2 separate regions of the Homo sapiens genome follow, and region 2 is linked to region 1. Evidence: chromatin loops called from intact Hi-C (ENCODE). Cell type or tissue: pancreas. All regions are shown on one strand. Links, peaks and the distances in the headings refer to the core of each region. The heading gives the core; the rest is flanking DNA.

Region 1 (8,000 bases), core at 1-8,000:
AAATTGGCTTTCTCCCCGACCTTTGTCCCTTTTCCAAGTTTGGTGGGGGGCTGGGAGTGGCAGGAGGATGTGACATTATATACTGCATGCCGTGTTGGTGTTTGGACATGTGAGATTGGGTTTGGTGTTGGATCCATCCCATAGGGTCATGTGGCCCTGTGGCCTCTTCTAAGCAGAAATAATTGGGCCCTGCCTTTTCTGAGGGTAGGTGATGGACTTAGGGTAAAAGGAAAGTGTAACTTCTCAAAGCACTTTGACGTTTGTTGAACACTTCACCCTGCCAGTATCATAGGTGGTTTTTACTTTTCCATTTTAAGGACATTAACATGACCAGAAATCATTTTAACTAACATCTCAGTTCTAAACTTTGAGGTTTGTGATTGGAATTACCTTAATGCACTGGTGTCAGAGTTATCCCTGCTTCTGATGCTCAGTCATCTGAAGTGAAAGCCCTCCTCATCCATCTCTGCCTGTCACCACCCCCAACTGACACAGGGTTCCAGGGGCCAGCTGGCAGAGCTGCCCACTCTAGGAAATGATTCTGTCTAGGAAACTCTCCAGCAGCTACTGGCTACATCTTGTCCTTTGCAACTCCATGCTGCAGAAGGGTGACATTTGCGAGGTGGTCCCTGAGTGTGAGTTGTTTGCTTCTCTGAGCAGCAGCCTTTCACCTGGCCTCCCATGCTGTTCTGAAGTGGTGGCAGAAAGGGGGTTGCTACATCCCCTGCTGCACCCAAAGGTAACCAAGGAGAACTAGTCTCACGTGTCACCCTGTGGCTCTTGTACCTATCAGATCACATTCCTGATCCTCATGTAAGTCACATCCCTTATCCTTACATGAGGATATTGGTCCTCACTCCCTGGGACCAGGGGTTTGGGCTGCACGCTGGGCAGACAGACGTGGTGGCATCTCCTATTCCAGTCTGGGAGAAGCCCAGGAGTTGTGCCTGAGGAAGGAGAATTGGGAAACTCAGCAGAATCTCACCCTTGCTCCTTGAGATGCACAGGGAACATGGGTGCTGCTTGAGCTGATAGATGAAGGCACTGGGTGTCTTTGTCCATTTTCATGGCAGCCAGCATGCACACGAAGGATGTGGTGACCCAGGTTATGCTCCTAGACATTCTCACCCTGGTCCACCCAGTTTTGTTAGAGCTCTGGCCATAACCCCTCACTTTTTGCAGCTGGTTGGGTGTGCCACGTGACCATTGTGTGTTCGGACTGCCTGCACAGCTGCTGGGAGGCAGCGCTCGAGCCAGTCATGAAGGGCAGCAGTCCAGCTGCCCCCTGTGGTTCCAGGAGGTGGGGGCCTGCCAGTTTCCAGAAACCTTGGCAAGGGCGGCTACTGCCGGCTCCCTGCCAGAAGCTCTTACTCAGAAGGCAGTGCTTCTGGGAACAAGGGCAGCTGTGCCTGGAAGCTCTGAGGAGTGTTTTCCCGCTCTCTGTCCCCTGTCAGCATGTGCTTCCTGCTCCTTGAGCCTGGGCCTCCAGGCTTCATGAAGGGGTCTTTGTGCCTGAGTTGGGAGTTGCAGCCAGGACGCCCTAGGAAATGGGAAGTGCGGTTTTCTGCTGTTCTTTGAGCCCCAGGGACAGGTGGAAGGGTTTGGCAGAGTGGAGTCTGGGATGTTCGTCTCTCAGGCAAATGCAACACGCGAATGTGCGTTCACTGTGTGTGGTGTATGTCCCCACGAGGTCAGCCAGCATGTGGATGTCAGCATGGTCTCTAACTCGCCGTCTTATTATGATTTGTAGGGACAGCAAAACCTGGCGTTTCCACGGTACCAAACACAACTCAAGCATCGACTCCTCCGCAGACCCAGACCCCTCAGCCGAATCCTCCTCCTGTGCAGGCCACGCCTCACCCCTTCCCTGCCGTCACCCCGGACCTCATCGTCCAGACCCCTGTCATGACAGTGGTGCCTCCCCAGCCACTGCAGACGCCCCCGCCAGTGCCCCCCCAGCCACAACCCCCACCCGCTCCAGCTCCCCAGCCCGTACAGAGCCACCCACCCATCATCGCGGCCACCCCACAGCCTGTGAAGGTGAGTCTCCTGGACTCTGGAGGGCTGCTTCACCAGGGAGGAGAGCGGCCCTGTCCTTGCCCGTGCTTTACACAGAGCCTGTCCTGGGTCCCGGGCACTGGTGGGTGTTTCTGGGGAGATCTTGCTGTGTTGAAATTGCAGCCCAGAAACAGCCGCCCCACTGACTCAAAGGTCCCATAATTGTGTCACACCTCCTAGTGGGTTCCTGCCCCCTGCACCTCTTTTATTTAGACTGTGCATATTTGCAGATGGGCCATCTAAATAGTCTCTGAATTGTGCCTCCCCTGGGCACTTGGGGAGAGGCCCTGGTGTTAGGTACTAAGCAGCCTCCAGAGGTCCCTTGGCTTCCAAGTGAGCACACAGTTTTATGCTTTCTCCTGCCACAGGCAGGTCCTGTCCCAGCTGCAGAGCAGAGTGGTGGGACACGATCTGCCTGTCCTTGGCCCTTTGCCTGTGCAATTATCTTTGGGTCCATTCTGTGTGAGCGATGGGCCCCAAGACAGGGCCTGGCTTTGGGGGTGACCCTGAGGGCAGCTGTGCCGGCTGCCACTTCTGACTGTGCCTGTTGGCGTCCGTGTTCTTGGCAGACAAAGAAGGGAGTGAAGAGGAAAGCAGACACCACCACCCCCACCACCATTGACCCCATTCACGAGCCACCCTCGCTGCCCCCGGAGCCCAAGACCACCAAGCTGGGCCAGCGGCGGGAGAGCAGCCGGCCTGTGAAACCTCCAAAGAAGGACGTGCCCGACTCTCAGCAGCACCCAGCACCAGAGAAGAGCAGCAAGGTCTCGGAGCAGCTCAAGTGCTGCAGCGGCATCCTCAAGGAGATGTTTGCCAAGAAGCACGCCGCCTACGCCTGGCCCTTCTACAAGCCTGTGGACGTGGAGGCACTGGGCCTACACGACTACTGTGACATCATCAAGCACCCCATGGACATGAGCACAATCAAGGTTAGCGGGATGTGCCTGAGGGAAGGGACAAGGTGGGCAGGCTGTCCCTCCACATCAGAACCTTCCTAGACCTTTTAGTCCAAGAGGAAGCCCAGGCCCTGGAACGGTGGCTGCGTGGATTTTTCCCGCCAACTCGAAGAAACTCAGCGCCCCCTGCTGTCTGCTGTGGGACGTGCTCTGAGACCTGGTGCTTGGCCATTGTGGCTACAGATGCCTGTGCTGCCCCTTCCCCTAGTCTGAGGAAAAGCAAGACAAGCCCTCTGGCCTTGGGGGCCCAGTGCCCCAGGTACCTTGCCCACACAGTAGATGCTCCATGGGAGTTGGGGCTTGGCGGCCTTGCCAGCCTCTTTGTGGTGGAGAAGGCCTTGCTGTCTCCTCTGTGTTGGAGGCACGCTGTAAGTGCCGACATTTTCACCATAGTGTTTTGAGGCTTTTTTAGTTTTAAGACTTGTTACGTGTTTCTTCTTCTGGGAGTGGAGTCCCAAGCATGGGGCAGGCAGAGCAGGGAACAGTGCTGTGTCCCTTTGACCAGCTCCTGTACTGTGTCATCACGATGAGCTGGGCCCAGCCCTCTCCATCAGTTCTCCCCGTCATTTCTGGCTCAGGCTCCGCCTCCTGTGGGTTCTGAGTCCACCTGCCTGCGAGCCAGGCAGGTGAGCTGGGATGTTGGCAGGGCCAGTCCCAGCCCTGAGGCTGAGAACTGGGGTGATGGCCTGTCCCCCCACTAGAGTCTTGACCAAACTGAGAGCCAAGAAACCAACTTGCTCTTCTAGGCATCCCTTTCGTCTGCTGCCAGCCACTTCTCCATGGTCACATGGGCAGACACAGCTAACAGGGACTTGTCTTGTTTTCCAGTCTAAACTGGAGGCCCGTGAGTACCGTGATGCTCAGGAGTTTGGTGCTGACGTCCGATTGATGTTCTCCAACTGCTATAAGTACAACCCTCCTGACCATGAGGTGGTGGCCATGGCCCGCAAGCTCCAGGTGAGGCTTGGGAGGGCGCAGCCACCCTCAGCAGAGCAGGCTGAGGTCCTCGTGGGAGCAGACTTCTGTGGGCCTTGGCAGAGTTTTTTTTTCTGTCACTTTCCTTGGGATAATGCCATGTTGCTTTAGAAAAGTGCCTAAAGTCAGCCTAGTGCATACATTTTAAGTTGGGGTTATTCAATTAAAGCAGAGTGGGTGTTCCACTGCAAGCCCCCTCCACCAGCACTCATTTGCTTTTGGCTGGAAGACCGGGTGTGTGCTGTGCATGGCCCAGTCTCTTCTACAAAACACACCTGTCTCAAGTGGGTTGGGGGTGGGGGGCACTCTTGCCGAGAAGTCGCTGTCACAGTCGTGAGCTGAGGACATCTGCACTGTGGACATCCCTCCACCAGAGCCGTAAGAGCCTTCTAGCTGCAGAGTGGTTGTTTCCACATGGCCACAATTCTGATTGGGGGTCCTGGGTCACTTCCTTCAAGTTGAGAGCCTGGGTGGTGCACAGTGTGAAGTACACGTGTGGGCGGGGAGGGGAGGTTACAGCATAGATGTGTAAACTTAATTTTTTTAAAAAAGGAAAAATACCTAAGTTTAAAAAATGACTTTCTTTGAATAATAAGATTGGGTTAAAAATTTTGGAGAATAAAGTCAATATTTAGTACTATCATCATCATCTTTTCTATTTTTTTTGTTTTAATTATTGGAGACAGGGTCTCGTTCTGTCACCCAGGCTGGAGTGTAGTGGCACAGTCATAGCTCACGGCAGCCTCTGCCTTCCAGGTTCAAGCGATCCTCCCACCTCAGCCTCCCGAGTATCTAGGACTACAGGCTTGCACCACCATGCCCAGCTAATTTTGCCTCGTTTATTTTCTTTTTTTTTTTCTTTTTTTTTTTTTTTTTTAAAGAGATGGGTTTTGCCATGTTGCACAGGCTGGTCTGGAACCCCTGGGCTTAAGTGATCCACCTGCCTCGGACTCTCAGAGTGCTGGGATTAGAGACTCATCTTCTTTTTTAAATTCTTTAAGACTGTAGATAAATGATCATAAAAATTCCCAGCATCTTCTCCCCAAGGCCATGGGTTGCTTCTGTTCTCAGGGTCAGAGCCATCATGAGGTGCTGATGTGCTCATTGTAGGCCTCAGCGGGCTTCTGCACACCTGGCTGTCGCAGCCATCTGCTTCCAGGGCAGAAGTGAGGACTTGGAAAGCCTTTGGTGACCTGTGGATCGGTGCCAGGCAGAGCCCCACTGCCTGCCTGCCTCCCAGCTGCACTAGTTCTCATGTTGTCCTAGACTCCCCAGCATAGCAGCCCGTACCTGCTCCCACTGGACCTAAGGCACTGTCTCTCCTATTCTCTGTGGATCAGGGGCTGCCTTGGGTTCAGAGGACATGTGCTCAAACTCTTGAGGTAGGATAAACACTTCCCTTGTGAAGTTTGTTGGTCTCTTTCTTACTAGTGTGGATGTGGCTCTTGTTATTTAAATGCATGCTCAGGCTTGGAGCTTTTTATTTCTACTTTTTTTTATTTATTTATTTTTGGAAACGGGGTGTCATTCTGCTTACTGTAGCCTCAACCTGCTGTGCTCAATTGAGCCTCTCAGGTAGGACAGCAAGCGTGTGCCACCATGCCTGGCTAATTTTTGTATTTTGGTAGAGATGGCATGTCACTGTATTGCCCAGGCTGGTCTCAAACTCCTGGGCTTAGGTGATCCACCTGCTTCAGCCTCCCATACTACCAGGATTACAGGCATGAGCCACGGCACCTGGCCTGTTTCTTAGTTTTATTTTCTGTGACTTGGGGAATTGTTGCCCTCTCTTCACTTTGGTGTTGTCTGTGTGCCTTCTTCACAAACAACATTGCCCCTTCATCATTCATGTTTGCATTTCCCATCCTTGAAGGAGTTCAGGCTTTTTAATTTCTTTCTTTCTTTCTTTCTTTTTTTTTTGAGATGGAGTCTCTTTCTGTCGCCCAGGCTGGAGTGCAGTGGCACGACCTCAGCTCACTGCAACCTCCGCCTCCTGGTTCAAGCAGTTCTCCTGCCTCAGCCTCCTGAGTAGCTGGGATTACAGGCGCACGCCACCACGCCCAGCTAATTTTTGTTTTTTAGTAGAGAGGGGGTTTTGCCGATTGGTCAGGCTGGTCTTGAACTTCTGACCTCATGATCTGCCTGCCTGGGCCTCCCAAAGTGCTGGAATTACAGGCGTGAGCCACCGTGCCCGGCCAGACTTTTTAATTTCAATGCAGTTTTTGTTCAGGGCCACCCGGTGGCAGTGGCGCCCTCAGATTGGTGCCTTCAACTCCTCCACCGCTCCCTCTCTCCCACTCTCTTGAGAAGACAGGGGCGCAGCTTTTGCCCACACTGCTCACATTGATACCCATGCCCTTCATCTACTCTCATAGGAAGAACTCAGCAGAAACAAATTCTCTTCCAGCACCAAAGGTGACTGTTTTGAGCTACTTTACTAAGAGAAAGAAAAGAAAAAGCACCCTCTGATGTGTTCTAGCCCTTCCTTCCTCATTTTTGTCTCATTTTTTCTGTCCTCTCCTGACACCCTGGAGCCACCTCCTTTTCGCAGATTTTCTCCAACAAAGATTTTTGGGTTTTAAGTGGTTTTTTTTTTTTTTTTTGCATTTTTCTCCTTCTGAGAGGGGAGTAAGCCTGCCTGAATGTAGAGTTTACCAAGGCCACTGGATGTCTGTCACACCACAGACACTGCAGCAGTAGAGTTTCTTCCTACACACGGGCTCCAGGTGCCGGACTGGAGTGGACACAGGCCTCAATCTCAAGGGGGCCTAGTGCAGGCAAGGGGTGGGGGGTGCTGTAGGTGGGCTGCCTCTGGCCCAGCCTGTTTCGCCTGCCCTTGGGAGGGACACCTCTCTGCCAGTGCTTGGTAGAGGTGTTTCTGTTTGAGCAACAGAGTTGATGGTGGAGGGTTCCAGAGCAGGCTTCTCTTCAGTGGGCAGTTGTGTTTGTGGCATTTCAGGCTTTGTTTTTCTTACTTCTCTCTACTTTCTCTGCATCAGCAGGTAGAGAGCAAATTCTCCATCAGGGAAGGGGAGGGACAAAGCTTCCAGCCCTTGCTCACTTCTTCAGGAGCTATTGGGACCTGCTTAATTGGGTCTCTTAATTTGGCTGGGCCCAAGAAGTGGGATTATCTGGAAAGTTACTTGGAAAAGGAGCCACTTTATTTTTCTCTCTGAGCCTCTAAATTCTCGGGTCATTGAGAAAACCTGTGTTCCACAGCCTGACAGCTGAGATACTTGTCTGAAACCAGTGAGGTGTGCTGAAACTGAGAAGCATGACCTCAGACCCAGACCTCCAGAGGAGTGAGGTGTAGGTCTGTGGGATGCCGGGCAGGGGGCTGGGCCTCAGCTGGGTCTCAAGAGACTGTCAGCCCAACAGAATGCCTGCACTCGGTGTTCCCTGGCGGGTGCTGGTGCCTGCTACCCCTCACCATCACCATCCTCCCTTGTGAGAGGCTTGCCTCGGTGCATCTTGAATTGGGCTTTACTGTCCTCTTGCTGGCCCCATAGCACCCCTGACTGTGTTCTTTTCACTCTTAGGTCTCAGCACACTTCCAGTTCATGGCAACCCCTTGCTGCCCATGTGTTCATTCACCTTTCTGTTTCCAGCTAGACTGAGCTCCTTGAACAGGGAGCTCGTCATTCCTGTCTACCATCAAGCTGGTACTTGGAGACTTGTGACTGTTGAAGCCACACAGCAAGGTTTTCCTACAGCAGCCCTGGGCCCACTGGCTTGTGGGTTTCCCAGGATGCCCCCCACTCAGGCTACAACAAGAGTTCTCACATCCAAGAGACAGGGAAGGATGACAGGGTCACACAACTGGACACGCCAGGAAGCTGGCAGTTCCCAGTCCCACCAATGTTAGTTTCTCATCTTAGCTGACTTTGTGTCTTGTATTTTTTGCTCTTTGTTGTTGGGGCCTTTGGAGAGCCAGGGCCATGAGCACCCAGGGAATGGAAGGAGGCCTCAGAGTGAATGCCACACACCCCCACCCCAGCATTTACCCAA
Region 2 (16,904 bases), core at 3,472-11,471, 51 kb before region 1:
TAAGCTACTTGTCGATTATTCTCAGATGTTATTCTCCTAACTTTATTCAGATGACTGTGAGGAAATGGTTGTATTACTTATGTCTTTCTCTGGTATAAATAAACAAAATTAGCTGAAACAGAAGGGAGTTTGTTGCCTGATGCAACATGAGGCTCAAGAGTAGTTGAATCTAAGGGCTCCACAATGACTTCAGTACTTGTTCTTTATCACTAATGTTCTGACCTCAAGGTCAAGAGTGAGTCTTCCCAGTAGTGCTTTCTGATGGCAGTGGATTCTAGGTTGGATCATTGCCCATCTCTGACCATGTGCAGAATGGGAATGCTTAACTGGCTTGCCTCAAGCATGGCGCCTGTAGCTGGTCTCTGCCCTCCATTCCCTCAACCCAAGTGGTAGCTCCAGCAGCATCTCGCTTGTTGATAAGAGGCATGCTAGATGGGATGCTTTGTCCAATGGACAGAGTCCCCTCCCTCTTTCCCTTCCTTCCTTCCTTCTTTCTCTTTTTCTTTTTTCTTTGTTTTCTTTCCTTTCTTTCCTTTCCCTTTCCCATTCTTTCTTGATGGAGTCTCGCTCTTTCGCCCAGGCTGGAGTGCAGTGGCACCATCTCGGCTCACTGCCTCCTGGGTCAAGCAATTCTCCTGCCTCAGCCTCCCGAGTAGCTGGGATTAGAGGCATGCGCCACCATGCCCGGCTAGTTTTTGTATTTTTAGTAGGGGCAGGGTTTCACCCCGTTGGCCAGGCTGGTCTCAAACTCCTGACCTCAGGTGATCCATCCGCCTTGGCCTCCCAAAGTGTTGGGATTACAGGCGTGAGCCACTATGCCTGGCCCAGAGTCCTATACTAAAAGTAAAATGTACCCCCGAACTTGGAGCAAGAAATTATGGATGGCTGAAAGGAGGTTTCCATACTAGTTTGTAAACCAGAATTAGTGGAAAACAGTTCAGAATTGAGTTACTCACAAAGGGTAGAATGAAGATAGTTAAGGATGTGTGTATCCCAAATATTTTCGTAGAAGATGAAATGAAAGACACTGTGTATCTTACCTGTGTCAGGCATAGAAGGAGCTCTGGGAGAAGTCAAGCCAAGTCTCAGGAGTTACTTGGGTGGGCTGAATGATCCAGTTTGGCGGGAAAACAGCCCTGAAGGGAGCACAGGAGTGAGACCAGCTTAAAGTGTTCAGGAAAATCTTGGATAAGAGACCAGGTAGATATAAAGTTTAAATAAATGCTTACAAGATTGAAATTGTGTTTATCACATTAGGTCTCTCTTCCATATAAATAACAAGTTGTTATTTATATAACTTATGTAATCTGTATGGTATATTGTTATTACTAGTAACTATTGTTAGTTCAGGAGACTGGATTCATCTATCTTCCGTGCCTGCAAAAGGTACAGTTGTAATTTTGCTATTTGCTAAGCTATTTCCATACTCAAGTTCTCGTAGTCTGCTGCTTGGCATTCCTCAAGCATTACGAAAAGCCTCCTCAGATTTCCATAATCAAAAACAAGTGTTAAGTTCTACTGTAATAATCGTTTTCCTACAGTTCTCACTGTTGGAAATATTATTCCTTTAGGAGACACAAAATAATTGAGTCTAGTGGCTAAGAATGGGACTGACCCTGCTTCTCTCTAGATCATCACTCCTTAAGAGGAGGCTGGAGGTCTCCTTGAGTATGCTACAGATGCTTTGGATCCTCTCTCCACAAAAATGCACATAGGCATAAACATTGAACTCTAAAGACCAGGTACCAGAATGAATTTCCTGATTTTACTCTGTGGAAGAAAAATTTATTACGATGTTGGTTAAAGGGCTATTGATGGCTTTTTTGTTTTGTTTTGTTTTGGAGGTAGAGTCTCACTGTGTTGCCCAGGCCGTAGTGCAGTGGCATGATCACAGCTAACTGTAGTCTCAGCCTCCCCAAACTCAGGTAATCCTCCCACCTCAGCTTCCTAAGTAACTGGGCTACAGGTGTGGGCCACCACACTCATCTAATTTTGGTATTTTTTTGTAGAGACGGGGTTTCACCATGTTGCTTAGGCAGGCTGGTCTGGAGTCCTGGGCTTAAGCAGTTCATCTGCTTAGGCCTCCTAAAGTGCTGGGATTACAGGCGGAGCCACTTCACCCTGCCTCTTGATGGTTTTGAATACTTTTTATTTTTATTTTTTAAGACAGGGTCTTGCTCTGTTGCCCAGGCTGGAGTGCAGTGGCATGATCTTGGCTCACTGCAGCTTTGACCTCCCAGGTTTAAGTGATCCTCCCACCTCAGCCTGCTGAGTAGCTGCAACTACAGGTGTGTGTCACCATGCCTAGCTTATTTTTATTTTTTGGTACGAGGTCTCACTTTGTCATCCAGGCTGGAGTGCAGTCATTCACTGTAGCATCGGCCTCCTGGCCTAGGTGATCCTCCTACTTCAGCCTCCCAGGTAGCTGGGACTACAGGTGTGAGCCACCATGCCCAGCTAATTTTTTGTATTTTTGTGGAGATGGGGTTTCACCATGTTTCCCAGGCTGCAACTCCTGGGCTCAAGTGATCTGCCCACCTTGGCCTCCCAGAGTTCTGAGATTACAGGTGTGAGGCACCGCTCCCAGCCTTTTTTTTATTTTTTGAAGGGACGAGGTCACACTATGTTGCCCAGGCTGGTCTTGAACTCCTGAACTTGAGCAAGCCTCCTGCCTTCTTTGTCTCCCAGACTGCTGGGATTACACAGGTGAGCCACTGTGCCAGGCTGGTTTTCACATGTATCTTACTTTTCTAGACATTTACAACTTTATGACTTGGAAACAGGGTGGATCACCCATTTTGGTTTGTCCTTGCAAAAATCCTCCAGAGGTTTCACAGAGTTGTCAGGTAACGTGTCAACAGTGATGTGAACCTTCCCAGGGCCCCTGTGCCCCCAACTTTGTCAGCCTGTGCTCTTTCCTGGGGATAAGGAATTTGAGAATGTACCAGAATGGGTCTGTTGCAAAGGCCGCAGATGAGGGTCTTGGAACTAGGGCTCTACACTGAAGCTGCTGCTGTTTGTAAACTGTCTCCATGATTTGCTGTTGGTATGGAGCCTTTGCTCCAGAAGGTAACTGAATGGTTCCTAGCCAGCCTCATTATTTATGTGGTAGTGTTGGATGTGGGTAGGCTTACAAGATTTATGCTGTGGTCCCTTACGTGGCTTAATGTGTGCCCTGTGCTGCGGGACATTTGCTTACGCATGCACTGGAACCTGCAGATTGAGGAAGAAAGCTTGTGGGAAACTACCATTCTTCAGCATGACATGCTTACGTTTAGGGATATCGACATGCTACACCAAGCAGTGTACACAGTGCCACTCTCTTTCTCCTCACATCCTTGTCTGGTGGAAGGAATAGGAAATATAATACCATAAACTTGAATAATTCATACTTCTGTAATTGGGGCAGAGTTGAGTCAGAGGATGGAAAAGAACTCTTATTACTTCTAAGAATAGCACCTATTACAGACTCCTTCACCCCCCCGCCCCAATCTCTATAGTTTGAAGATTAAACTTGTATGTGCCAATGGATGTTTTCCCTCATTCATGTACCATTGGTCTTGGCTTTTATTAATCCCATTTCTCTGCTCAGTTGAATTGCAGTCTTACTGTACAGGCATGATTTTTGTAACTTAAGCAGTTTCCCCTTTCTATTTTGTAATTAAGAGAAATAAGATCATGTGCGTGAAAGAGTTCTGTGAAAGGTGGTGCTATCTGTGTGTAGGTTGTTTTCATTTGTAATCTTCATTAAAAATTACTTGGCTCTGAAGCACTTTCAGTTATAAAAAGCTGCCAAGTAATAGAGTTGTGTGTGTATGAGACTCTTCATATGTTTTCCTTTTGACAGTAGGAAACCATTCAGCTGACAGATTAGCTGCCTGGAAATAATACCACCTTCGTGTTCATCTTTTTCAAAATAATAGCTCAGCTATCTGTAATCCCAGGAATGCAGTTTTAAATTACCAGTGTTAGAGCGGTCTCTCTATTGGGCCCTTTTGAGTTGCGTAGCATGCTGCCTGCAGCTTGCTTATCCTCAGTCTTTAGGCCTGTCTGCTCTGGTAACTGATGTCCTTTGCACTTGTGAGAGCTGGTTTACCCTTTCTGGCCTGTGTCTCTTTCCCCTGACCTTCCTGACCACCACCACCACCACCACCACCCCTTGCCCACCACCCCCCACTCCCATTGTTCACCTTAAAGCAGTCCTTATCTTTGTTGACTCTGAAAAGTTCAGGGTTTGTAGCAAATAGCTGCCTATGAATAGGCTTCCCTGTAAAGTATAAAACTACATTTTCTGACTGGATGCTTGACATCTTCCTTAATTTTTTTCTATTGCTTACTGCATGCCTGTTTTAAAGTGGTGGAGCCAGACATCCATCAGTCCAGTTTCTGTGTCAACCATGATGCTGTAGGGAGCTGCAGACTTGGTCACTTCACTGCCACATTGCCCTCCCCAGACCCTGAGCTTGAGCACACTGCTGCTGATTGTTCTGTTTTAGCGAATATTTCTAAGCCTCTACGCATTCCTTAAGTCCTCAGAAAACAACCATATACACTGGGCACTAGTATCATCCCGGTTTGCAGATACGGAAGGTGGTGCTTGGAGAGCTGTCACTTGGGCAGGGTTGCAGGGTCACAGAGTTGGTAAGTACTTGGAGCACTTGTGTCCAGAGCCCACTAGCTCTTGTCTGCTGTGGCATAAGCTGTGGGAGTCCACCATATTCAGCTTTGTTCTCAGTGAACTCAGATGGTTTGGATGATACGTAGTGAGCACAGGGTAGAGCTCAGAAGTGCTTTCCAAGATGTCCAGGCAAGGCAGCCTGAGAGGGAGGAGACCTTCCAACTGGGAGCATAGGAAGGGGGCTAGCATTGAGTCTGGTTCTTCAATGAGGACAGCAGAGGTTTGGAAAGAGACCTGGACAGGTCTGAAAGCAAGTACCTGTCCCTTGGAGGTGCTCACCAGTGTGAGGGGATGATCAGAAGAGGGATGCAGAATGCTGACTGGACAGGTCTCCTTTTCACCCAGACATCTGGTCAGTAAAAACAGTGCTTCCCTCCTGAGGAGTTTCTCATGAAGACATTCACAAGAGTGGAATTTAACCTCATCTTCAAAAAGTTTCCGCTAGAGAACCAAGTTGCCTTGATTTGGTTTCACTTCTATTTTTTCTTTTTCTTTTTCTTTTTTTTTGAGATGGAGTTTGGCTCTTGTTGCCCAGGCTGGAATGGAATGGTGTGGTCTCAGCTCACTGCAACCTCCGTCTCCCAGGTTCAGGTGATTCTCCTGCCTCAGCCTCCTGAGTTGCTGGGATTACAGGCATGCGCCACCATGCCCGACTGTTTTTTTGTATTTTTATTAGAGACAGGGTTTCACCACGTTGGCCAGGCTGGTCTCGAACTCCTGATCTCAGGTGATCCACCGCTCCGGGCCTTCACTTCCATTTATCCTTTTGCTACTCAGAGCAAGTCTGGGAATATAGAAGCGGGATGGTTGGGGGGAAGTAAGTAAACTGGAGTGTGTCTTTAGTCCAGGTGCCCCAGGCTTGTTAAAATTATGGTGTGAACTGGATACTCTTTCAGGATTATGGTGAGCTTCTCAGTCTTTTTTTTTTTTTTTTTTTTTTTTTGAGACGGTGTCTCGCTCTGTCGCCCAGTCTGGAGTGCAGTGGCGCGATCTCGGCTCACTGCAAGCTCTGCCTCCCGGGTTCACGCCATTCTTCTGCCTCGGCCTCCCAAGTAGCTGGGACCACAGGCGCCCGCCACTACGCCCGGCTAATTTTTTGTATTTTTAGTAGAGATGGGGTTTCATCGAGTTAGACCAGGATGGTCTTGATCTCCTGACCTCGTGATCCGCCCGCCTCGGCCTCCCAAAGTGCTAGGATTACAGGCATGAGCCATGGCGCCCGGCCGCTTCTCGGTCTTGAGGTGCTTTTTTTTGAGACAGAGTCACCCAGGCTGGAGTGCAGTGGTGTGATCTCAGCTCACTGCAGCTTCCACCTCCCGGGTTCAAGTGATTCTCATGCCTCAGCCTCCCAAGTAGCTGGGACTACAGGCGCCGGCCACCACGCCCGGCTGGTTTTTTTGTATTTTTAGTGGAGATGAGGCTTCACTATATTTTCAGACTGGTCTTTAACTTCTGATCTCAAGTGATTCACGTGCCTGGTCCTCCCAACATGCTGGGATTACAGGCGTGAGCCACCATGCCCGGCCCTTGAAGTGCTGCTTACTGTAGGGTAGAATTGAGTTCTAGCTCATGGGTGCTTCCCCCCCCCAATCCCCTTAAGGATTCTGTTTCCAAGAGAATTTCCTGCCTGCCTCAGGCACACCAAGTGGAACTCGGTCAACATCCATGTCCAATGCGTGTGCTGGATGTACTTGGTAATCAGACACTGTTCTGCATTCACTGCAGACATGACAGTGAGTGAGGCAGGTGTTTCAGGGATCCTAATGTCTCCGGTGGTGATTGTTGCACAAGATCCTAATACCCCTGTGCTAGAAAGGTGGTGATTCATTTAACAGGTGTGCCCTGAAGGATTTTACTTTTACATCTTTTCTTTGACTTCGTAAAATGACACGTGATCTCATTCAGTAGGAAATTGGCTCTGAATACCTGTGGGGGGAAAAAAAAAACAAAGCCAGTCCAGAGAAAATGGTAGAAGTGGTTAAACTCCACGCACAGTGCTACTAGTAAGCTAGTTGAAAAGTACACAATCAAAATAGAATAGATGACTACAGCATGATTATGCTACCCTGAAACCGCACTGCATATAGGATAAGACCTACACTCCTGTCATGTAGCACCCTGGGCTCCTGGGTTCTGTGACACACTGTTGCCTCATTCCGTTCATTTGATTCTTCTTCCAGACATCCCCCCAAACTCCATTTCCTCCATCTTCCAAGGTCTGGTCTAGACCTTACTTATTTTACAGTGTATTACCCAATTTCCAAAGCAGTGCTGTCCAGGGGGACTTTCTGCAGTGTTGGGACTGTTCTGCAGCTGGGTTATCCAGCCTGGTAGCCACTGTCCCCTGTGGTAAGTGGGCCTTTGAAGGGGGCTTGGAACACTCAGTAGGGCTGTTGTCACCCTGTTTTGACAGGTTTTAGAGAAAATGGGGTCACTTTAGTTCCTTGACCATGTGGAGCTTGTCGACATCCTCATGGATGCTGTCATTGAAGCGGTTGGATGTGCAAGCCTGGAATGCAAGGGTGGATCTAGACCAGACTTGGGGGCATTGGGCATCTCCAGGAGGATGGATGTGAGGGCTCCTCCCAATAGGACGTCGGAAATAAGAGTCCCAGCAGGGTCCCAGACTTGAGAAAGCCAGGCCCCTGTGTAGTAAGAACACAGATTAGTGAATTTGCTTTAATCTGGGGAATGGTGAAGGGCTTTTCTTTCCAAAACAATGTGTCCTAGAGTGAACTCTAGTGACCTAGATAAGTATCATGTTTAATAGTTTTGTCCTCTGTTCTTGGAGGCTAGAAAATTTCCCACTTCTCTTTGGAATTTGCTTTGTCTGACATCTTTCATTTCATTCATTCTATGCGTCCACACCCTCACGTCCTCCATTTTGTGAGCAGGGTTTTGGGAGCAGGACTGGCTCATTTTGGCACATTATATTTGTGTGTGGAAAATGTGAAGTGCGAACGAAAGTTCAAGCACATACTCAAGGCTGAGCTGTGGTACTAGAAGGTGCCAGTGGTGGGTCCACCTGGAGTGAGTCAAGCAGTGGTTGAGGTGACTTGAAAATATCCCCTATCGATGGTTCAGGCAGGATAGCCCCTGAGTTCCTAAGGCAGAGATTCTTAAATTTGGTCTGTGTAATCTTCCCTCTCCCTCATCATGGAGTTTTTCCGGCAAGCACTTGATGTTTCTGGTTATTGAGCAGTTACTTGTGCTGAGTGCCAGGGATTGTCTGGGTGCTGGAGGTCAGCGGTAAGCAAGGTGGATGATGCACACCCTCCTGCCTGCCCATTAGTTCATGTGCTAGGAGACTGCAGGGCAAGTGATGCAGCCTGCTTGGCTTTTACTCCATGATTACAGATTATGAAATATAAATATTAATACATTAAACAGTTCTTACTAAATCATTACATTCACACTTTTTTTGAGATGGAGTTTTGCTCTTGTTGCCCAGGCTGGAGTGCAGTGCGCAATCTCGGCTCACTGCAACCTCCGCCTGCCGGGTTCAAGCAATTCTCCTGCCTCAGCCTCCTGAGCAGCTGGGATTACAGGCACCCACCACCACGCCCGGCAAATTTTTTTGTATTTTTAGTAGAGACAGGGTTTCACCATGTCAGCCAGGCTTAGTCTTGAACTCCTGACCTCAGATGATCCACCCGCCTCGGCCTCCCAAAGTGCTGGGATTACAGGCATGAGCCACCGCTCGGCCTTTTTTTTTTTTTTTTTTTAAAGATGGAGTCTTGCTTTGTTGCCCAGGCTGGAGTGAAGTGGCACGATATTGGCTTACGGCAAGCTCCGCCTTCCGGATTCACACCATTCTCCTGCCTCGGCCTCCCAAGTAGCTGGGACTCTAGCTGTCCGCCACCACGCCCGGCTAATTTTTTGTATTTTGAGTAGAGAGACGGGGTTTCACCGTGTTAGCCAGGATGGTCTCGATCTCCTGACCTCGTGATCCGCCCGCCTCAGCCTCCCAAAGTGGTGGGATTACGGGCGTGAGCCACCGTGCCCGGCCACAATTCACACTTTTTTTTTTGAAGACAGGGTCTCCCTCATCCAAGCTGGAGTGCAGTGGCACAGTCTTGGCTCATGGCAACCTCCACCCTCCAGTCTCAAGCTATCCTCTCACCTCAGTCTCCTGAGTAGCTACGCCTGACATCTTTGTTTTGTTTTGAGAGTCTCGCTCTGTCACCCAGGCTGGAGTGCAATGACATGACCTCCGCTCACTGCAACTTCTGCCTCCCGGCTTCTAAGCAATTCTCTTGCCTCAGCCTCTGGGGTAGCTGGAATTACAGGCACGCGCCCCCACGCCCGGCTAATTTTGTATTTTTAGTAGAGATGGGGTTTCCCCATGTTGGCCAGGCTGGTCTAGAACTCCTGACCTCAGGTGGTTCACCTACCTCAGCCTCCCAAAGTTCTAGGATTGCAGATGTGAGCCACCGTGCACAGCCTGTTTTTGGTTGTTGTTTGATTTGACGGATTTTCACTCCTGTTGCCCAGGCTGGAGTGCAATGGTGCGATCTCGGCTCACTGCAACTTCCGCCTCCCGCGTTCAAGCAATTCTCCTGCCTCAGCCTCCTGAGTAGCTGGGATTACAGGCGCACACCACCACGCCCAGCTAATTTTTTGTATTTTTAGTAGAGACGGGGTTTCACCATGGCCAGGCTGGTCTTGAACTCCTGATCTCAGGTGATCTGCCCGCCTCGGCCTCCCAGAGTGCTGGGATTACAGGTGTGAGCCACCGCACCTGGCCCCTTTTTTGTACTTTTAGTAGAGATGGGGTCTCACCACATTGCCCAGGCTGGCCTTGAACTCCTGAGTTCAAGCAATGTGCCTGTCTTGGCCGCTCAAACTGCAGGGATTACAAATGGGAGCTACAAGCTACTGTGCCTGGCCGATGCTTGCTTTTATTAGTAGTAGGTGTTTATTGAACACTTGCTTTGTGTGGCATTTCATTTGACCCAGCCCTGTGAGGGCATTTTCCCATGTTAGTATTGAGGAATGTCGGCTGAACCCATTTGCCTACATGCACACGCATGTGTTTCAAAACATAAAATGCAACATCCTAACCATTTTACAGTGTAAACTATATGCATATTGTCGTGCAGCAGATCACTAGAAAGTTTTCATCTTGCAAAGCTGACACTGTATCCTTCGAATAACTTCCTTTTCCTTCTTTCTCCCAGCCTGTGGCAGCCAGTCTTCTACTTTCTGTTTCTATGAGTTTGACTACCATAGTTATTCATATAAGTAGAATCAGACAGTATTTTTTGTTTGTTGAGTATTTTTCGTTTGTTTGTTTGAGATGGAGTTTCATTCTTGTTGCCCAGGCTGGAGTGCAATGGCGCGATGTTGGCTTACTGCAATGTCTGCCTCCCGGGTTCAAGTGATTCTCCTGCCTCAGCCTCTCAAGTAGCTGGGATTACAGGCACCCGCCACCATGCCTGGCTAATTTTTTTTTTTTTAATGTATTTTTAGTAGAGACAGGGTTTCATCATGTTGGCCAGGTTGGTCTTGAACTCCTGATCTCAGGTGATCCACCCACCTCTGCCTCCCAAAGTACTGGGATTACAGGCGTGAGCCACTGCACCTGGCCGATTCAGACAGTATTTAGAATTTTGTTACTGGCTTACTTCACTAAGCATAATAACCTGTTCTCCAGGTCCATCCGTGTTGTAGCATGTCAGAATTCCACTCCTTTGTTGATGGAGTTGGGTTGCTTCCACCTCTTGGCTGTTGTGAATAATACAGCAGTGAACATGAGTGTGCAAATATCCACCTGCCTACTGTTTTTTGTTTTTTTGTTTTTTTTTGAGACAGAGTTTCGCTCTGTTGCCCAGGCTGGAGTGCAGTGGCACGATCTCGACTCACCGCAACCTCCGCCTCCTGTGCTCAAGCAATTCTCGTGCCTCAGCCTCTCAAGTAGCTGGGACTACAGGCCCCTTGCCACCATGCCTGGCTAATTTTTGTATTTTTAATACAGACAGGGTTTCGCCATGTTGGCCATGCTGGTCTCAAACTCCTGGCCTCAAGGGATCCACCTGCCTCGGCCTCCCAAAGTGCTGGGATTACAGGCATGAGCCCCTGCTCCTGGCCATCTTGCTTACTTTTTGAACACATGTTAGAACTAAGAACGTGGGTGCGGAAGCCTGCTGAGGGGCTTTAAATTCCCCATATCCTGCCTCCACACGGAAACTGATTTTGGGGATGGATATTGGGCATCGGTGAAGAGTAGGCACAAAGGTACGGGAGATGGTTCAAACAGTGGTGCAGCCAGGTGTCTTTCAGGACTGCCTAAAGGACTGTTTAAGGCCAGGCACGGTGGCTCATGCCTGTAATCCTAGCACTTTGGGAGGCCGAGGCAGGTGGATCACCTGAGATCAGGAGTTTGAGACCAGCCTGGCCAGTATGGTGAAACCCCGTCTCTAATAAAAACTATAAAAATTGGCCAGGCGCGGTGGCTCACGCCTGTAATCCCAGTACTTTGGGAGGCCGAGGCGGGCGGATCACGAGGTCAGGAGATTGAGACCTCCTGGCTAACACGGTGAAGTCCTGTCTCGACTCAAAATAGAAGAAATTAGCCAGGCGTGGTGGTGGGCACCTGTAGTCCCAGCTACTGAGGAAGCTGAGGCAGGAGAATGGCGTGAACCCGGGAGGCGGAGCTTGCAGTGAGCCTAGATCGCGCCACTGCACTCCAGCCTGGGCCACAGAGTGAGACTCCTTCGGGGGGGGGGGGGGGGGGGGGGAATCCAAAAATCAGCCGGACATGGTGCCATGCTCCTATAGTTCCAGTCACCCAGGAGGCGGAGGTTGCAGTGAGCTGAGATCACGCCATTGCACTTCAGCTTGGTCAACAAAGTGAGACTCTCTTTCAAAAAAAAAAAAAAAAAAGGACTGTTTAAAAATGGATTGGATCTCACCCTTTCATCAGCTCCCAGGGGACTCATCCTATCAGTGGGCTTCTCACTCCTACCCACTTTGTACAATGATTTCCACAGCAAGTAGTTTCTGTCTTGATGTCACCTTGAAAAGGCTCACAGAATTAACATTTCTCTATGCATTGCCTCAGAATGTAACCACAAAAGCTTGGGTTTTGGAATGTTTTAAGTGCGAGGGTGCTTACCAACTCTTGAGCAGACAGAGAACAGGTGAGAGGAGCCCCCGGTGAAGCCAGATTGGCAAGCTCTGCCTCTCTCCGCACTCAGTGTTCTGTGACTTGTGCCTGGATGACTTGATTGCTTTGTCCTTCACTCCGGCACAGTGATTCTTGGGTACAGTACCTCAGTCCTTGGAAGGGCAGCATGGAGCCTCAGAATTGATTGCCACACTACCCGGTTTGCTCCTTGAGAAGGAAACATCTTTGATTCCCCTCCCCTACCCCCAATTTCAGAAAATCTGGTTGTATCCTTAGAAATGACACTATCCGTTCATCAGTTCATGGATATTTTGGTTTCTAGTTTTTGGCTCTTATGAATAATACCTCTGTGAGTGCCCACACACACTTTTTATGTAGAAATGTTTCCCTTTCTCTTGGCATATGCGTAGGGGAGGAATTTCTGGGACATTCATTATTTATGTTTTAACCTTTTGGAGGAACTGCCAGACTGTTTTACAGTGGCTGCCCCATTTTACATTGCTGGACATATGAGGGTTCCAGTTTCTCCACATCTTTGCCGACAATTGTTGTTTGTCTTTTAGATGATAGCAAAGATTCCTTTTAAACCTACCAGAGATTGACAGTTTGTTGGTTTTTTTTTTTTTTTTTTGGAGGTGGAGTCTTGCTCTGTCGCCCAGGCTGGAGTACAGTGGCACAATCTCTGCTCTGCTCACTGCAAGCTCCACCTCCTGGGTTCATGCCATTCTCCTGCCTCAGCCTCCCGAGTAGCTGGGATTACAGGCGCCCACCACCACGCCTGGCTAATTTTTTGTATTTTTAGTAGAGATGGGGTTTCGCCGTGTTAGCCAGGATGGTCTTGATCTGACCTTGTGATCTGCTCGCCTCAGCCTCCCAAAGTGCTGGGATTACAGGTGTGAGCCACCGCACCCGGCCCTAAAGTTTTTATTTTTGTTTGTTTGTTTGTTTGTTTGTTGAGATGGAGTCTTGCTCTGTCTCCCAGGCTGGAGTGCAGTGGTGCAATCTTGGCTCACTGCAACCTTCACCTGCTGGGTTGAAGCAATTCTCCTGCCTCAGGCTCCCAAGTAGCTGGGGCTACAGTCGTGTGCCACCATGCCCGGCTAATTTTTTGTATTTTTAGTAGAGACGGGGTTTCACCATGCTGGGCAGGCTGGTTTCAAACTCCTGACCTCGTGATCCTCCCGCCTCGGCCTCCCAAAGTGCTGGTATTACAAGTTTGAGCCACCGCGCCCAGCCCAGATGTTTAAAGTTTAAGGAGTTTCAGCTTATGTTTTTTGCCCCCTTTTTAAAAATTTATGTCCTCAATTTTTTTCTTACAAATTTTTATTTTTGCCACTTTCTTCATCCAGTGTCACAGCTTATACTATTACTTTTTTTTTTTTTTAGGTAGACTCTCGCTCTGTTGCCCAGGCGGGAGTGCAGTGGCGCAATCTTGGCTCACTGCAACGTCCGCTTCCTGGGTTCAAGCGATTGTTCTGCCTCAGCCTCCTGAGTAGCTGGGACTACAGGTGCACGCCACCACACCCAGCTAATTTTTGTATTTTTAGTAGAGACAGGGTTTCACCACATTGGCCAGTCTGCTCTCGAACTCCTGACATCGTAATTCACCCGCCTGGGCCTCCCAAAGTGCTGGGATTACAGGGGTGAGCCACCGCGCCCAGCCAACCTACCGTTTTAAGAGACGAGGTCTCCACTGTGTTGCCCAGGCTGGAGTACAGTGGTGAGTCACATGCATGACCCCACTGCTGATAGGTATGGGAGTTTTGACTTGCCCCCTTTCTTTTTTTTCTTCACTACGCGACCCACCCCCCCCCCCCCCCCCGGCCCCGCAACTTTTTTTTTTTTTTTTTTTTTGAGACGGAGTCTCACTCACTCTTTTGTGCAGGCTGGAGTGCAGTGGCACAGTCTTGGCTCACTGCAGCCTGTTTCCCGGGTTCAAGCAGTTCTTGTGCCACAGCCTCCTGAGTAGCTGAGATTACAGATGCCCGCCACCATGCCCAGTTAATGTTTGTATTTTAATATAGTTGGGGTTTTGCCTTGTTGGCCAGGCTGGTCTCGAACTCCCGGCCTCAAGCGATCCGCCCGCCAGGGCCTCCCAAAATGCTGGGATTACAAGTGTGAGCCACCACATCTGGCCGACCTGGGCTGGTTCACCCCTTCTTAGGCAATCTGGTAGTACCCACTCCTTGGAGGTCACCACACTGATGCCAAACGTAGTGCGGCCACCTGATTGGCACCATGCAATATAGCCCAGAACTCCTGGGCTCAGGACATCCTCTTCCCTCCTCAGCCTCTCAAGTAGTTGGGACTATAGGTGCTCACTTCCGCGCCCAGGCTTTTTTCCTTTTTGGCATTGTCTTGTCCTGGAAAGGGCATGAGATAGACTCAGTGTTGCATTTTGTGCTTAAAGATCTCTGTACCTCTGATGTGTTTTATATGGGCAATTAGAACTTGCTGAAAATGGAATATACTACCTAAGCAGGTGCACAGATGAGTACCACTGTGACTAGTGGTACTGAAGCTCAAAATGGACATTCACCCACTGGAATTTGGAGACATTGGCAGTGATCTGGAGCAGGTTGCTTAATCTTTGATCCTGTTTCCCTGTCAGTGAGATTGGGTAGCAGAAGCACTCCATCCACCTGTCAGAGTTAGCTCTGCTTGTTACTGATGAGGGTCAAGCACAGCAGAGGGAATTGCTCCTACCCACCCTGCAGCGCTCTTACTTCACTGAAGGTGCTGTAGGTGATTGACGGTGCAGTGTTTTGGTTAGCCTTTCAATTTTGAGTGATTCTGATTTGTGTCACTCAACTTGAGGAGACTTGGCCTGACCAGTTCAGTCACCTCTGCTTCCTGTGTGTGTTCCTTTCCCTACTTCATTTCCTTGCCCATCCTGAATTTTGAGTTTACCGGTTTTGTGTTTGTTGCATGTATAGGTATACCTCGTTTTATTGTGCTTTGCAGATAATTGCGGTTTTTTTATTTACAAATTGAGAATTTGTGGTGACCCTGCATTGAGCAAGTCTTTTATCAGTGCCATTTTTCCAACAGCGTGTGCTCACTTCATCTCTGTGTCACATTTTGGTAATGTGACCAACGTTTCAGACTATTATATCTGTTATGATTCGTGATCAGTGATTTTGGGTGTCATTATCATAGTTTTGGGGAACCACAAACCATGTCCATCTAAGAAGGTGAATTCAGTCTATAAATGTTTGTGTTCTGACTGCTCCAGCTACTGACTATTTCCCATCTCTTTTCCTCTCCTCAGACCTCTCTATTCCTTGAGACACAACTGTCTTAAAATTAGGCCGGTTAATAACCCTATAATAGCCTTTAAAGTGTTCAGATGAAAGGAAGGGTCTCGCGTCTCTCACACCAAGTCAGAAGCTAAAAATGGCCAGGCGTGGGGTTCATGCCTGTAATCCTAGCATTTTTTGGCAGGCGTAGGTGGGAGGATCGCTTGAGGACAAGAGTTTGAGACCAGCCTGGGCAACATAGTGAGGCCTCGTCTTCATAAAAAAAATGGAAAAAGTAGCCAGGCATGGTGGCACACGCCTGTGGTCCCAGCTACTTGGGAGGCTGAGATGGGAGGATTGCTTGAGCCTAGGAGGTTGAGGCTGCAGCGAGCTGTGATCATGCCACTGCACTCCAGCCTGGATGACAGAGCAATACCCTTTAACAACGCTAAAAGGCCAATAACATATTTTGAAAGCCAAAAGCTAGGCTGCTTAAGCCAGAGAGTTAGCCAGATTGTGAATGCAAAGGAGTTCTCGAAGGAAATTAAAAGTGTGACTCCAGTGAATGCCTGAGTGATAAGAAAGTGAAACAACCTTATTGCTGACATGGAGAAAGTTGTAGTGGTCTGGATAGATCAGGTCAGCTGCAATATTCCCTTAAGCCAAAGCCTAATCTAGCAAGGCCGTAGTAACTCTATTCAATTCTTTGGAGGCTGAAAGAGGTGAGAAAGCTGCAGAAGAAAAGTTTGAAGCCAGCAGAGGTTGGTTCATGAGGTTTAAGGAAAGAAGCCATCTCCAAAACATAAAAGTGCAAGGTGAAGCAGCAAGTGCTGATGGAAAAACTGTAGCAAGTTATCCAGATCTAGCTAAGATAATTGATAAAGGTGGCTACAGTAAACATTTTAGTGTAGACAAAATAGTTTATTGGAAGAAAATGCCATCTAGGCTTTTATAGCTGTAGAAAAATCAATACTTGGCTTCAAAGGACAGGCTGCCTCTCATTAGGGGCTACTGTAGCTGATGACTTTAAGTTGAAGCTACTGCTCATTAGCCATTCTGAATATCCAAGGACCTTAAGAATTATGGTAAATCTAAATTATGCTAAATCTACTCTGCCTGTGCTCTGTAAAGGGAAAAACAAAGTCTGGGTGACAGCACATCTGTTTACAGCATCATTTGCAGAATATTTTAAGCCCGCTGTTGAGACCTACTGCTTAGAAAAAATATTTTTCAAAATATTACAACTCATTGGTGATGCACCTTGTCACCCAAGACCTCTGATGGACATGCACAAGGAGGTGAATGTTTTCGTGCCTGCTAAAACATCCATACAGCAGCCCATGGATCAGTTTCACCTTTCAAGTCTTATTATTAAGAAATAACATTTCAGGCTGGGTGCTGTGGCTCATGCCTGTAATCCCAGCACTTGGGTAGCCAAGGCAGGTGGATCACCTGAGGTCAGGAGTTTGAGACCAGCCTGACTAACATGGAGAAACCCTGTCCCTACTAAAAATACAAAATTAGCCAGGCGTGGTGGCTCCTGCCTGGCTACTTGGGAGGCTGAGGTGGGAGAAATCCCAGCTACTCGGGAGGCTGAGGCGGGAGAATCGCTTGAACCCAGGAGGTGGAGGTTGTGGTGTGCTGAGATCGCGCCATTGCACTCCAGCCTGGGCAACAACTCCGTCTCAAAAAAAAAAAAAAAAAAAAGATGGTCTTAATTTTAATGTAGGTGAATTTATGAATCTTTGTTTTACGGTTGGTGGGAAGAACACTATCCTGAAGTGAAATATATTTTATATTTTCTTCTGGAAGTTGTAAGGTTTTGCCCTTCCAATTCATGCCCTTGATCCATCAGGAA

The links. Peaks named below come from ENCODE experiments on the same cell type or tissue, not always from the same donor. Only the 100,000 strongest peaks of a DNase experiment are listed, where the experiment ranks them.
Region 2: a loop joins it to region 1, with 1.8 times the contacts of the local background. A loop is called at or near these places in 28 of 110 quality-filtered maps.

Annotation. Positions count from the first base shown.
Region 1 is chr19:15,259,394-15,267,393 of GRCh38, reverse strand. It overlaps BRD4 (bromodomain containing 4), which reads left to right. Exons shown (of 20, transcript NM_001379291.1): 5 at 1,751-2,040; 6 at 2,628-2,990; 7 at 3,846-3,974. Among named protein-coding and RNA genes, the nearest start is that of EPHX3, 31 kb to the right of the region's middle. RefSeq lists enhancers at 1,525-2,025, 3,197-3,696 and a silencer at 4,711-4,889. In pancreas, for the core only: a CTCF peak has its summit at 3,161 (motif pointing left); DNase peaks (open chromatin) are centred at 1,333, 2,727, 3,173, 5,183 and 2 weaker places; H3K27ac peaks cover 3,702 bases.
Region 2 is chr19:15,304,873-15,321,776 of GRCh38, reverse strand. The region is part of intron 1 of BRD4 (bromodomain containing 4); the gene reads left to right. Among named protein-coding and RNA genes, the nearest start is that of BRD4, 19 kb to the left of the region's middle. In pancreas, for the core only: no CTCF peak of the experiment used is centred there; no DNase peak of the experiment used is centred there; H3K27ac peaks cover 420 bases.